Linked DNA regions of Homo sapiens: region 2 is linked to region 1. Evidence: read pairs that join two places in POLR2A ChIA-PET (ENCODE). Cell type or tissue: A673. All regions are shown on one strand. Each heading gives the region's core, and the rest is flanking DNA. Links, peaks and the distances in the headings are about the cores only.

Region 1 (7,125 bases), core at 2,410-4,909:
CAGGGTTTGGAAGTGATACAGCACACTAGTATCTCTGCTTTACCCATAAGAGACTGCCTCAAGTCCCAGCCAGATGCCTTTCTCTTTATACAACCTCCTTATGGTTCAGAAATAACAGGATGCTGTTTAAATAAATTGGGATGCACCGCCACCACCACCACCAACAACAACAACAAAAAAACACTTTTTGTTTTTCTTTTCTTTTCTTTTTTTGAGAGAATGATTTTTTAAATTGAGGTAAAATTTACATAACAAAAAATGAACTATTTTAAAGTGAACAGATCAGTGGAATTTTGTACATTCACATTCACGTTGTACATAGCACATTCACAGAGTTGTGCAATCATCACCTCTACCTAGTTCCGAAACATTTTCATCACCCCACAGTCAAACTAAAAAAAAAAAAAAAGGTCAATTTCCTCTGTTTTAATGGATTTACCTGCTCTGGATATTTAACAGGAATGGAATCACACAATATGTGACCTATTGTGTCTGGCTTTTTTTTCCACTGAGGATTAGATTTTCAAGTTCATCCACATTGTAGGAGGCATTCTTCATTCCTTTTTGACTGAATAACATTTTTAACAACTTGTAGATGCATAAAAATGAGGGCTTATCCAATGCAGGCATTTGAGGATATAGTCACTGTAGTCAAGATGAATAAATGTCATGGTGTGAGGGAAATGAAGAGGAGGAGGGGATGTAGGAGGATGAAGAAAATACAGATTGAGAAGCAGAAGCTCCAAGCTGTTCTGCCTACTGAGAAGAGTTTCTCTCAATCTCTCTCTCTCTCTCTCCCTCCCTCTCAAGCAGTATGATTTCCTCAAAAGAGCACAGGCCCCAGAGTCACAAAACCAGCTCTAGAGTCCTCATTCTGCCATTCACAGCTTACATGTCCTTGGACAAGTTACTTTGAGTTTTAGTCTCCACACTGTAAAATGGAAATAATAATACCTGTGCCCTCAATTTCAAAAATATGTGTGACAACTAAATAAAAATGGTTATAAGCTATGAAGTGTGGTTGAAGCGCTAGTTACTTATTTCTCTCTACAACTGCTCAGGAAGGAAGCCCAGCTGATATAAGACCTTCCTTAGTGATAATTTCACCTCCTTATTCCTGAGACTGTAGATTAAGGGGTTCAGCATGGGGGTGACCAGGTTATTCAGAATTTGAACAGTTGCATCCAACCACAGGCTGTGGGTAGGCCTCAGGTAAATGAGGACCACTGGCATGTAAAAAAGCAGGATGGCGGTGAGGTGGGCGCTGCAGGTGGAGAAGGCACGGCGTCGGCCCTCGGCAGAGCAGATCTACAAGATGGAGAAGACGATGCCACTGTAGGAGGTGAGGATGAGAAGGAAACAGCTGAGGGGCATGAGGCCCACACTGATGAACCCCACCATCTCCAGGGCTGAGGTATCTGCACAAGCCAGCTTCAGCATGACTGGGATATCACAGAAATAATAGTCCACCTCATTGGGGACACAGTAAGGCAATTGGAAGGTGAGAGTGGTCAGAAAGGTGGCCTGAATGCAGCCAAAGAATGAGGTCCCCATGGCTAGGATGATACATGCTCTGTGGCTCATGATTATGGTGTAGCGTAGAGGGTGACAAATGGCAACAAAGCGGTCGTAGGCCATCACCGTGTACAGGAAACACTCAGTGCAGCCCAGGAAATGGTAGAAGAAGAGCTGGGATGCACAGCCTGCATAGGAGATGGCTCGGCTGTTCCCTGAAAGATAGCACAGCATCTTAGGGGAACTCACAGAAGGGAAAAATAGGTCAAAAACAGACAGCTTGCACAGGAAGAAGTACATGGGCGTGTGAAGCCGAGCAGAGGAGACAATAGCCAGCAAGATGAGCAGGTTCCCCATAAGGGTGAAGATGTAGAAGGACAAAAACAGGACCAACAGAATAGTCTCCAGACCCTCCGTGTGAGGGATGCCCAGCAGGATGAATTCGGACACCACCGAGAAATTCCTCATGGCTGTGAAAACATCCAACCTTGAAAAGGTACCCAAGACACCAAAGTCTAAACACCAATGTCAAGTTCTCAAGCTTTTTGCTGATGAGTGCTTTGGCTATGTTTTTAACAAGGAACAACCTGCCTTCTTATGAAAGGCAAGAGAGAGATCCATGTAAAAAAAAATCAGATAATAAGGAAATGCCTATTTTAGAGTCAGTCTATTCGACTCATGGAAGGGATGCTTTGTAAAGGCAGATTCTTGTCTTCTACAGGATGAGAAGTTTAGAGGCATATTTAAAACACTTTAGCTTAAGTTAGAAGCCTATGTACCATGGATTTATTCTTTTTGAGCATATTTACTATTTGAACTCTTGTGATGTCTTTACATAAGAAACTTCCACTATTCATTGCCCTCTGCAATGTAACAGAAAAATAATTAGGTTAGAAACCAGAAAACTTAATATGAATCCTGGCCTTTCCATTTATTAGCTATACTTGTTAAAACAATTTACATGACGTCTTTCATAGACTTAGTTTCATCATCTGCCAAATGGAAATCATACTTATTATAACAACATCGGTAACACAAATATCCTAGTATTATAGTAAAGTTTATGAAGTATCTGCTAAAATGTCTGGCAAAACTATGAACTATAATGAAAGGTTTTTTTCTCTTTTTCCATAAGTTATTGGGGTACAGGTAGTATTTAGCTACATAAGTACGTTATTTAGTGGTGATTTGTGAGATTTTGGTGCACCCATGACCTGAGCAGTATACACTGCACCATATTTGTAGTCTTTTACCCCTTGCCCCCTCCCACTCTTTCCCCCAAGTCCACAAAGTCCATTGTATCATTCCTATGCCTTTGCATCTTCATAGCTTAGTTCCCTCTATTTTATATATCTTAAACTTAATTCTTTAAGCACTTTCCTTTAATGTGCATATCCTGTAATTATTTGCAAAAAAATATTTTATTAAATAACATTGTTGAATAGATTTAAGATTACATACTCTTCAGATTACATCTTTCTGGACTTGAAAGGTCGAAGATCTTTAACTCTAATAAGAGAGGCTGTTCTGGTTCTTCTTGTTCTTATAGTCATTTCTAAGCTGACTTAAGATGACTGAAATATTGAGAAACAGTATCAGCAAGGAAAGCATCCAATTCATGTTACCATAATGAAGTAAGAAATACAGTGATCCATGTAAAGAAAGGCAAAGAACAGCACTAATGAGGTAGGTTATGTAAGTCAGGAGCAGGGTATAATGCCTGAAAGATTCAGGGATCTCTCATTACTCACTTAGTAATAATAATGGTAACACACACACACACACACACACACACACACACACACGCACACACTCACACCATTTAATGAATACTTACTGTGTTCCAAGGACAGGCTCAGCATTTTAAAATTTGCTGTTTATTTTTGAAGCATACCTATAAAAAGAAATTACTATTATTATTACTGTTCTTATCTATAGATAGGAAGGTGAAGCTTAGAAAAATCAAGCAAATTTCTCAAGCTTGAAAAGCTAGTATGTGACAGATTGGTTTAATTCCATTTCCTGTGCCCTCAATCATTAGGAAATTGTGCCTTCTGTTTGCCTCTGCTTTCTAAGACAGCCTGTCCCATTGCTCGGCAATGACACGCTTTCCAGATGCATTGACATCATTGCTTTATATTATGGTAGGAAAAGTCTTCATGTCCTATTTCCTCCTGGTCGTTTCCAGTCTTGACTTTAGAGCCCACTTGATAAATACTTCATTTAGTTTTAGAGATCACATAACAGGTGTTTTCTATCCCTTTAACACTAGATCTTAGTATCAGCTCCAATACAGGAGCTTTCAAGTTGCAGAGCCACGTTCAACATGGGGATCCCAATCATAAGCTGTGGCAAGTGTCATGGAAAAGCATCTCTAAAGAGAGCGACCAAGCCAGAATGAGTCACCCACATATTACCCAAGAACTGGGCAAAAGTAAAGACAATATAGAAACAGTGACATTCTGGGGAAGAAATGCTTCTGCAGTCTGCCCCGTGTTATTAATTCTAGCCACACCTGAATCGTCTCTCTGAGCAGCGCAGATTCCTGTGAGCTTTCATCTCCTTGGTCAGCAAAGGCAAGAAAGAGAGAATCTGGTTTTGCCAATGATCAGACACCATGATATACTGTGATTCCATAATTTGATTTTTAAGTCCATTTCAGGAAGAAGTCACCAAAGACCAGGAAATTCTCAATGTGTGAACCCATTAGTGTGTGAGGGGAAGAGGCTAACAATGAGACATGGGTAGAAGTTTGAACACTCACACAGTCCACCTGAGAATATAGTCAAGTTTTCCAACTGTTATAACAAGATCTCACATTTACTTTTTCTCAGCAGAGCACAATGTGCTCCAGCCAAAGGAGCCTTAATTCTCCTATTTATAAAGAATCAAGTCTCATAGGATTTGTACAATCAAGACCTGTACACACTCACTCTCTCTGGACTGCTTTCTTGAAAGTTCTTCTCAGATCCCCTTAAGCCCTACTTGGGACTCAGTGATACTTCTGAGGGAGCAATTAGTTTGTCAATAACATTCATCACCCAATCACGAGATAACAGTAATAATATCATTGGAAAGGGATGCTCTAAAGTGGGAAATATGTTCCCCCAAGACTGTTTGCATAGTAGAAAAACACCAGTTTTAACATTAGATCGTTTGCATTGCTATCCCTTTGTTTAGTTGTCTTTTACACCTTCAAGTCTTTGCTCCAATTCAGCTCAATATCATAAGCTCACGATCTCATGATAGTTCGTGTTACCATTTGCCTCATCACTTTTGAAATTGTCTATACATGCCTGTGACTATATGGCTATATCTAATAAACATCACTATTCAAGACAGAAGCCTAATCAGTAGATATTTATTATGCATCTACTATCATGATGTATCTTCAGGTCATTACTCCTAAAGAATAACAGTCTCACATACTGCACACATTGCTGGGAAGATGACTAGTATAAATAGAGGAGCTATAAACCAAAAAACAATAAACTAAAATGCCATTAGTTAATTAACAATCCACTGTAAGCACTTACCATAAACTGTCATGCTAATTTGTTTAATTCGTTGTTACATTTAATCTCCAAATGAAACTTTATAAAGTAGACGGTATTATTTGACAAAGAAACTGAAAAACAGATTAAATAATCTAGAGATTACACAACTAGAAAGTAAATGAGCTGAGACTGTAATCTCAAAGCCAATTCTTTTCAGCACTAGGCTATGCTGAGTTACAGAGATTTGAGTCTTGCACCAAAAGAAGAGAAAGAGAGATTTAATGTGGTCTTCAAATGCTTGCAAAGCTGGTGGGTAGACTCAATATGAGTTATTTTACACAGACTCAAGAATCATGGGCAGATATAGTAGAAAGATAGATTTATTTTCAATGTAAAAAGGAATTGTTTAATTATTAGAAAATGTACATCAATGAAATAAGCAACCTTTTGATGTAATGATCTCATCACTGGAAGTATTCAAGAAGAGGTAAAGAGAACCATCTTTCAGGTATACCATTAAGGATATTCTCAATTTGAATGAATAACATAAATTCAAAAAACTTAAAGTTTTTTCTTAGTATAAAATTATTTGATTTTATTTCCACCATAAAATTTTTCAAAGATACTGACCTAACACAATAAAAGTGGAGCTTTAAATTAATGATGATAATTCAGCTAACCCCTAAAGCAAAAGCAATTATGAATATGTCCATAGTAGTTACAAAAGTAGTTACAAAGTTTACAAAACTATTACCATTGTAATACCAAAGCTGTTGCTGAAGCATTTTTAAAAGAAGAGAAAAGCAGGTTGTGGAGCGTGTACAGATACTGCTCAGATAGGGTCTCAGAGGGTGGACACAGTTTGTTGGGATGTCTTAGTAAGTACATCACATTTTTAATAATAGCTAACATTTTCTGTGGATTTGCTATATACTGGAATTGTGATGAGGGCTCTGTATTTAATATCTTTCAATATTTACCAAAAATGTATTTCTATCTATTTTTTTATAGTAGAAAGCTTAATCTCAAAGAGTTTAATCAACATAACTAAGGTAACAGAGTTGGTTAATGATGGGGTTGTATCTCAAATCCAGAATAATATGACTTCTCCCTTTGTGTTATGAAGACAAATAAGTTTATCACTAATTTTGATTTTCAAATACTCGTTAATAACTAATACCACCTAACATTTGTAGTTGTTCTAGTTTTCCAATACACTTTTCTGTAGTTTTAATTAATTCTTAAGAGCTGTGTCAGGTGGGTTTTCTTAACTCCACTTTACAAATAAGGACGTTAAACCTCAGAGCAATTCTGGCTTTTCTAAAGTTAGACAGTAGAAGAGCAGGCATTCCCAGGTTTAGCTCTCTTTCCACTACATCATCACTGCTTCCCAAAGTGACACCATACAGAAAGCAGCTGTCTCTGGATGAGAGATGAATTATTAATAGATTCATTTGAATATTTGGTTAAGCCTTCTATATAACCTTATGGTTATTACTGTTTTTATCCTGGATTCCTTGACAAGATTATGGCATCAAAATATAATGAGATAGGCTGGGCACGGTGGCTCATGCCTGTAATCCCAGCACTTTGGGAGGCGGAGGCAGGTAGATCACTTGAGGCCAGGAGTTCCAGACCAGCCTGGCCAACATGGTGAAACCCCATCTCTACTAAAAATGCAAAAAATAGCCTGGCATGGTGGCACATGCCTGTAATGCCAGCAACTCGGAGGCTGAGGTCGGAAAATTGCTTAAACTAGGGGAGCAGAGGTTGCAGTGAGCCGAGATCATACCACTGCACTCCAGCCTGGGTGACAGCGTGAGAGTCTGTCTCAATAATAATAATAATAATCATCATCATCATAAGATAAAGCATCAGAGGAACAAACAGAGACAGAGAGACACTTATTTAGCTCATGTTCTGTTTCCTAGGGAAAAAAAATCCCACTGGAAAGTTTACTACTTGTGAGGAAATTTGCATTATATTTGCATCATCTTTGTTTTAGTCTGCTTAATTTAATTCCTTTTTTTTTCCTGCTCCAGGTATTCAAGTAAGTCATGACATAGTCTAGCAACAACTGATTCATCAACTAATCCTTCAGCAAAATTTTCTA
Region 2 (7,125 bases), core at 3,097-5,596, 200 kb before region 1:
TCTTTGGATGATACATAAATCTTTCTCCAAGTTGTTGCTGCTTTATCTTTTGTTTAGAAAAACAACTGGATGATTCTTGTTGTTGGGACAGATCTGGCCTTTGAGGCTAGGATAGTTGGAAGATGATTGCTTCAACTAGGGAGCTGCATTTTTCTACAACATTAAAAAAAAATTGAGATGATTTCAAGGTCTTGTAATTCAGAGAACAGGATCAGGGAGAGAAAGGAGCCCAGCAACATGACATTTAGGCCAAGACCCAAAGAGGCAAATGGCAATTAAACAAGATTTCCCTTTGTAAGGAACTATCAAAGATGCTTCAGATACCACACTGCAATCTGAATTTGTATCTTTCCTGTAGAGCACTGTAATTGTTGTACACTGTTCATTAAATCTTTGATAAAATTTACCATCTGCAATGACAATACATTAAAAGTGTTCAGGCAAATGTTAGAAGAGTTATGGTACATTTGTGGTAAGCCATATAGAGAGAGGACCATAACTTTAGGAGCTAGTATAGTGAGGGGTAATTGAAACTCAAGTTAGAAAGAAGGAATCTAGAAAGAAAAATGATGAATGAATGAAATCCCCTTCCTATGACTCTCCTCCCTTTTCTGGAAGGCTCTAGAAAAATTATGGAGATAAAAAATTTCTCTGGATGGGATGAAAGCTTAAGTTATTTGATATTAAAGAAAGATTAAAACCACAGGTCTTGATGGCCCAGGAACAAAATGGTCATACCCATTTTTATTGGCTTTCATATACTACTACCTTATGAATTTTAAGATACAAAACCCTCAAATTACTGCTGGGAGATTAATAACAATTTGAAGGAAACATTAGCTGACAATGTTTTTGAAATAATAGGATGTTGGATTATTTTTCCTTTGAGAAAATAGGCCTAAAGATGACCACTCTCAAAATTCTTAATCTGATTTATCAAGTAAAAATTTAAACATTTGAAGAATAATTATAATAGCATTTATTATTTTACTATTTTTAAAGTCTCCACTCAATATTTAGTAATTGTGAAACTTATCACGTGGTTTGCTGACTTTTTTTTTTTTTTTAGATGTTAGGCATTGCTAAATCCCTGACTCTTGATTTTAAAACAGCATTCATATCTCATCCCCTGACCCCAGTATCAATATACTTGATTTTTTTATTATACGTTAAGTTCTGGGGTTCATGTGCAGAACATGCAGGTTTGTTCCATAGGCATACAGGTGCCATGGTGGTTTGCTGCACCTATCAACCCATCATCTACATTAGGTATTTCACCTAATGCTATCCCTCTCCTAGCCCCACACCCCGTGACAGGCCCCAGTGTGTGATGTTCCCCTCCCTGTGTCCATGTGTTCTCATTGTTCAACTCCCACTTATGAGTGAGAACATGTGGGTTTTGGTTTTCTGTTCTTCTGTTAGTTTGCTGAGAATGATGGTTTCCACCTTCATCCATGTCCCTGCAAAGGACATGAGCTCATGCTTTTTTATGGCTGCATAGTATTCCATGGTGTATATGTACCACATTTTCTTTATCTAGTCTATTATTGATGGGCATTTGTGTTGGTTCCAAGTCTTTGCTATTGTGCATAGTGCCGCAATAAACATATGTGTGCATGTGTCTTTATAGTAGAATGATTTATAATCCTTTGAGTATATACCCTGTAATGGGATTGCTGGGTCAAATGTTATTTCTGGTTCTAGATCCTTGAGGAATCATCACACTGTCTTCCACAATGGTTGAACTAATTTACACTCCCACCAGCAGTGTAAAAGCCTTCCTATTTCTCCACGTCCTCTCCAGCATCTGTTGTTTCCTGATAGGTGCAGCAAATCACCATGGCACATGTTTACCTATGTAACAAACTTGACAATATTGCACATGTATCCCTGAACTTAAGATAAAAGAAAATTTAAAAAATCAAAGGCAAAGAATTTTGAAAAAAGCAAGAGAAAGTCATTTGTCACTTTCAAGGAGGGCTCCACAAGACTACTGGCAATTTTCTTAATAGAAACTTTGCAGGTTAAGAGAGAGCTGGATGATATAGTCAAAGAAAATATTAACAAAGAATGACTTACTCAGGGAAGTTGTCCTTTAATGATGAATTGGAGATACCTTCTAACAAACAAAAACTGAGGGAGTCTGTCACCACTACACCTGCCAAAGAGTGCTAAATATTCTTCAAGTTGAAAGAAAATGATGATAAACAAAGTAAAAATCTAACTGCTAAATACAAATATAAAGAAAGAAAAAGTATTGTAAAACTTTAATGGTGGCATGTAAATCACTTTTAACACTATATAAAATAGAAGACACAAGTAGTAAGAATAGCTATAACAACATACAGTTCTTCATGCAAACACAACATAGAAAGAAATAAAATCTGATGGCAATAACATAGTGTTTGTGTGTGGGGGATGGCAAAGTATAGAGTATGCATGCAATTCAAGTTGCTATTAGCTTAAAACAGACTGCAGTAACTATAAAATGTTTGATGAGAGCCCTGTAAAATATACAGTAGATTCATAAAAAATTAAAATAATCAAAGCACATCACTACAAAATATCAAATCTCAAAGAAACACAGAAGAAGAGAGAAACAAGAGAAACACAGAATGGACAGAAAACAATAAACAAAAGCAAGAAAGAGTATGTCCTAATCTATCAATAATTAATGTAAATGAACTAAATTCCCAAATCAAACAGAGTGGCTAGATGGATTTAAAAAAGCAATTACATGCCTATCTTTAAGAAACAGGATGCTTGTGAGAAAAAGTTTCCTTTGTAACCAGACCAGCTAAGACTGGTTAGAATCCATTTAAAAATGGCAAGAATAAGTCCTTACCTATGAGTTATTACTTTATATGTATGTAAATGGACTAAACTTCTAAATCAAAAGATATGTAGTGGCTATGTGGATTTAAAAAAAGATCATATTATATGCCATCTACAAGAGACTCACTTTAGATTTAAGAACACATGAAGCCTGAAAATAAAGCAGTGGAGGAAAATAGTTTATTCAGTGATGACCAAAAAAGAACATATCAGACAAAATAGCCTTCAGTAAAATGTGTCAAAAGAGTCAATAAGGTCATTATATAATGATAAAAGACTTTATTCAACAAGAAGATGTAACAGCTATAAAGATGTATGCACCCAACATCAAAGCACTTAAGTATAGAAAGCACACAATGACAGATATGAACGGAGAAATAGACAGGAATATGATAATAGCAGAAAACTTCAATTCCTCACTCTCTATAATGAGTAGGTCATCCAGGCCGAAAGTTAATAAGAACACAGCAGAACTTAACAATGTTATAGACCAAATGGAGTTAACAAATATATATACATACATATTCAGAACTTTTCACTCAGCAACAGAATACACATTCTTCTCAAGGGCAAGTAAAAAATTCTCCAGGATAGATCACATTTCAGGTCATAAATAAATCTGGACAAATTTAAGAAGATTAAAATCATTTCAAATATCTTTTATGACCACAAAGGAATGAAACTAGAGATCAATAATAGCAGGTACATGGGAAAATTCAGGAATACGTGGAAACTAAACATTTCCACATTGAGCAAACATTGAGTCAGAGAGGAAATCAAAAAGAAATTTTAAAAAATATATCTAGACACACAAAAACAAAAATACAACATAACAAAACTTACAAGTTGCAGCAAAAGCAGTGCTAAGAAGGAAGTATAAAGCTATAAACATCTATGTTAAAAAATTGAAACTATCTCAAATAACCTTAAACCTTAAGGAACTAGGAAAAAAACACAATATGTTGGTGTGTTAAACCCCAAATTAGAAGAAGGAAGGAAGTAACAAAGATTTGACTAGAAATAAATCAAATAGAGAATAGAAACACAATAAAAAATCAACAAAAATAAGAGTTTGTTTTATGAAAAAAACAAAATTGAGAAATCCTTAGTTACATTAACCAAGAAAAAAAGAGATAAGACTTTTCCTGTGATTTTTCTTCTGGCTTTGGTATCAAGATAATGCTGATCTCATAAATTAAATTTGAAAGTGTTCCCTTGTCTTCAATTTATTGAAAGAGTTTGAGAAGAATTGGCATTAATTCTTTAAATGTTTGGTAGAATACACCAGACACCTTTGTTCTTAGTAACTACCAGTTGTCCAGAGAGTGCAAGATCCAGTCAGCACCCTGAAACAAGTGAGGCAGAAGCTATTTGCTCAGGTAGCCTGACTTCTGATACACCTCTTTCCCTCCTTAGGGAAATGCTGAGAGCTAGAGTTTGCCTTAACTGCTGGCATCTGTGATGAACCTTGGAGACAGGCTGCATTGGAAGAGTGCAGTGTATCTTTTTCCCTCTCCAGGGAGAAGTTAGGAGGGTCTCCCTCCCTCCCTCCCTCCCTCCCTCCCTCCCTCCCTTCCTTCCTTCCTTCCCTTTTCCCTCCCTATTTCTCTCCCTCCCTCCCTCTTCCCCTTCTTTCTTTCTCTCTCTCTCCCTTTCTTTCTTTTCTGTCTCTGTACTGAGCTATTTTGTCTACATTGCCTACTCTGTTCTCACTGGCCCTTAATGATCAGAGCATGCTATGTCTTATGTCCTGTCAGTGCTATGAGACAGGCTAGATAGAAGTCAGTCCTCTGCATAACCTGTGGAAAATATGGGGCACTGGATGCATGGTGTACCCCAATGCCCTTCCCAAGGAGAAGCTTTTATTCCAATTGCATGATGCTCTGCCAGAAATAGAGATTACGGTACAAGGATAATGCAAATGTTCCTACCAGATTCCATGTGGCTGGTTTTATGCTAGACTGGGGTGTAGGAACATTATAACTAGGTTGAGAAGTGTCACAAATAGAATCTGTCCATGAATTGTTGTAGAATTACTTTGTTCATGGGGAAAGGAGGATCTAGGGCTTCCTGTTGCACCATCTTGCTGACTGAGAAACTGAAGCTTATTTCTGGCTCTGCATGGCTGATGTACAATCCCCAGAGTGAAAAGAAAACTTGAGTAAAATATTGAGTCTCTAAGGAACTAAAGGCAGATTATGGTCCAGGGTGGAAATACAATTCCCCCGTTTTCCTGTTACTCTTAAAATCTGTTTCCTGGGGAAGAGACTGAGCAAGCTTCTATCCTCTTTAGAACAACTTGTATTATTATCATTAAACTCATAGTAAGTCTTCTGGTGTCTCATTAAATGGCATATATGATAACAATAAAGACTTTATTTTTTCTGATGCTTGAGAGGATTCAAAGCAATAATAATAAATTAGATGATCTGTAGTTCAGAAAAAATTTCAGAACATACTGGAAATAGAGTTTGGGCTGCACCTTCTTAGAAGCAAAAAACCCAAAGCCTCAGACCCTGAAATTGCCCTTCCAGGACCACTGGGTAAGTAATCAACAGTACGCACCAAGGTTGTCTGGCATGAGAGGGTGTATTTCTGAATTCTATTTATATTACTGTCTTGCTTTGAAACGGAATTACAGGGATATAACATATTGCCTTTTATTTTACACCTTGTCAGTCTTGAGATTCAAGTGCAACTGATGTAAGAATCTATTTAAAGTGGGAGCTGGGAATGTTCAGAGAAAACAGAGAAAGCGGTGGATGCGGTATTTTGGTCAGTAATTCCCTCTCCATGAATGAAAATCTACCTCTTCTAGATTTATGGCTTTTTCTGTGACTTGGAGTAGTAATATAACCTTTTCTAGACTTGGTTCCCCTACCTGTGTATTAGAAACAAGATTCTTTCTCCCTCCCACACCACAGTCTAATCTGCATTGGAGATGGGCACCAGGTCGCAAAGGTCTCTGCTTCCAATTTTAACGGTGAGGGAGGACTCAAGTGAATGAAGAAATAATGAGATGAGGGAAGGATGATTCTGTCCCCATTCATCCTTTTTCTCCCTTATTCTATCACTTCTTAAGAGTTACGTTTGCATATGGGAGAACCAGCCTTCACTCCATAGGCTAAGTTGGTGCTATATCTGGTTTAGTAAGATTCTACCATGGGTAAGTCAATGTCACTCAGTAACATAGTAGTGGTAAAGGCAGATTCTGTGGGTCCACATCAGTCTAGTTTCAGACAATCTCAACAATATTCCAAGGTGTGGGAGAAAACACCATGGGAAGTTCTGGGTTGTCCTCTTATGCAACCCTTTTCTCCTGTGTCCATAGATTCCCTTAGAGTAGAATGGCTCCTGGAAATGGCTCTTTGATGAATGAATTCATTCTGGTGGGGTTAACAGACTAGCCAGATCTTTAACTCCCTCTGTTCTTCATGTTTCTTGTAATGTATGTTGTCACTGTGATAAGAAACTTTGTCTTGGTAATTCTAACTATGCGAAATTCACGTCTTCACACTCCCAAGTACTTTTTCCTTTCTAAATTGTTCTTCACAGACCTCTGTTATTCTTCTGTGTTTATACTCCAACTTCCGAGGAAGTGTATTTCAGAGGAGAATGTTATCTCCTACATGGTTTGCATGATCTAGCTTTTCTTTTTCTTTTTCTGTTTTTTTTTTTTTTTAATTTATTTCTGAATGTTATATGCTGACGTCAATGGCCTATGATTGCTGTGTGGCCATCTGTTACCCACTTCTTTATCACATTGCCATGTCCCCTAAAGTGTGTTTCAGCCTTATGCTTGGTTCCTACTTCCTATCCTTTTCTGGGGCCATGGCCCACACTGGATGCATGCTGAGGCTGACCTGTGATGCAAACACCATCAATCATTACTTCCGTGACATCCTCCCTGTGTTCCAGCTCTCCTGCACCAGCACCTACATCAATGAACTGGTGGTTTTCATTGTGGCAGGCATCAATACCATTGTGCCCACTGTCACCGTCTTTATCTCTTATGGTGACATCCTCTCCAGGATCCTCCACATCAGTTCCAATGAGGGAAGGTCCAAAGCCTTCAGCACTTGCAGTTCCCACATAATTGCTGTTTCTCTGTTCTTTGGATTAAGTGCATTTATGTATCTCAAACCATCTTCTGCTGGGTCTATGGATGAGGGAAAATTCTCTTCTGTTTTTTATATGAATGGGCTTCCCATGATGAGCTCCTTAATCTACAGCTTAAGGAGGAAAGATGTTAAATTTGCCATGGGAAAATCTCTGAGTAGGAGAATGTTT

The links. Peaks named below come from ENCODE experiments on the same cell type or tissue, not always from the same donor. Only the 100,000 strongest peaks of a DNase experiment are listed, where the experiment ranks them.
Region 2: POLR2A ChIA-PET joins it to region 1 with 6 read pairs; 2 of 35 experiments call an interaction of 5 or more read pairs at or near these places.

Annotation. Positions count from the first base shown.
Region 1 is chr11:124,153,279-124,160,403 of GRCh38, reverse strand. LOC124902778 (a long non-coding RNA gene) reads right to left here and starts at 3,447. Exons shown (of 2, transcript XR_007062930.1): 1 at 3,353-3,447; 2 at 2,918-3,089. It also overlaps the pseudogene OR10D1P. In A673, for the core only: no CTCF peak of the experiment used is centred there; no DNase peak of the experiment used is centred there.
Region 2 is chr11:124,357,557-124,364,681 of GRCh38, reverse strand. It overlaps the pseudogene OR8B5P. Among named protein-coding and RNA genes, the nearest start is that of OR8B2, 23 kb to the left of the region's middle. In A673, for the core only: no CTCF peak of the experiment used is centred there; DNase peaks (open chromatin) are centred at 4,321 and 4,881; H3K27ac peaks cover 2,461 bases.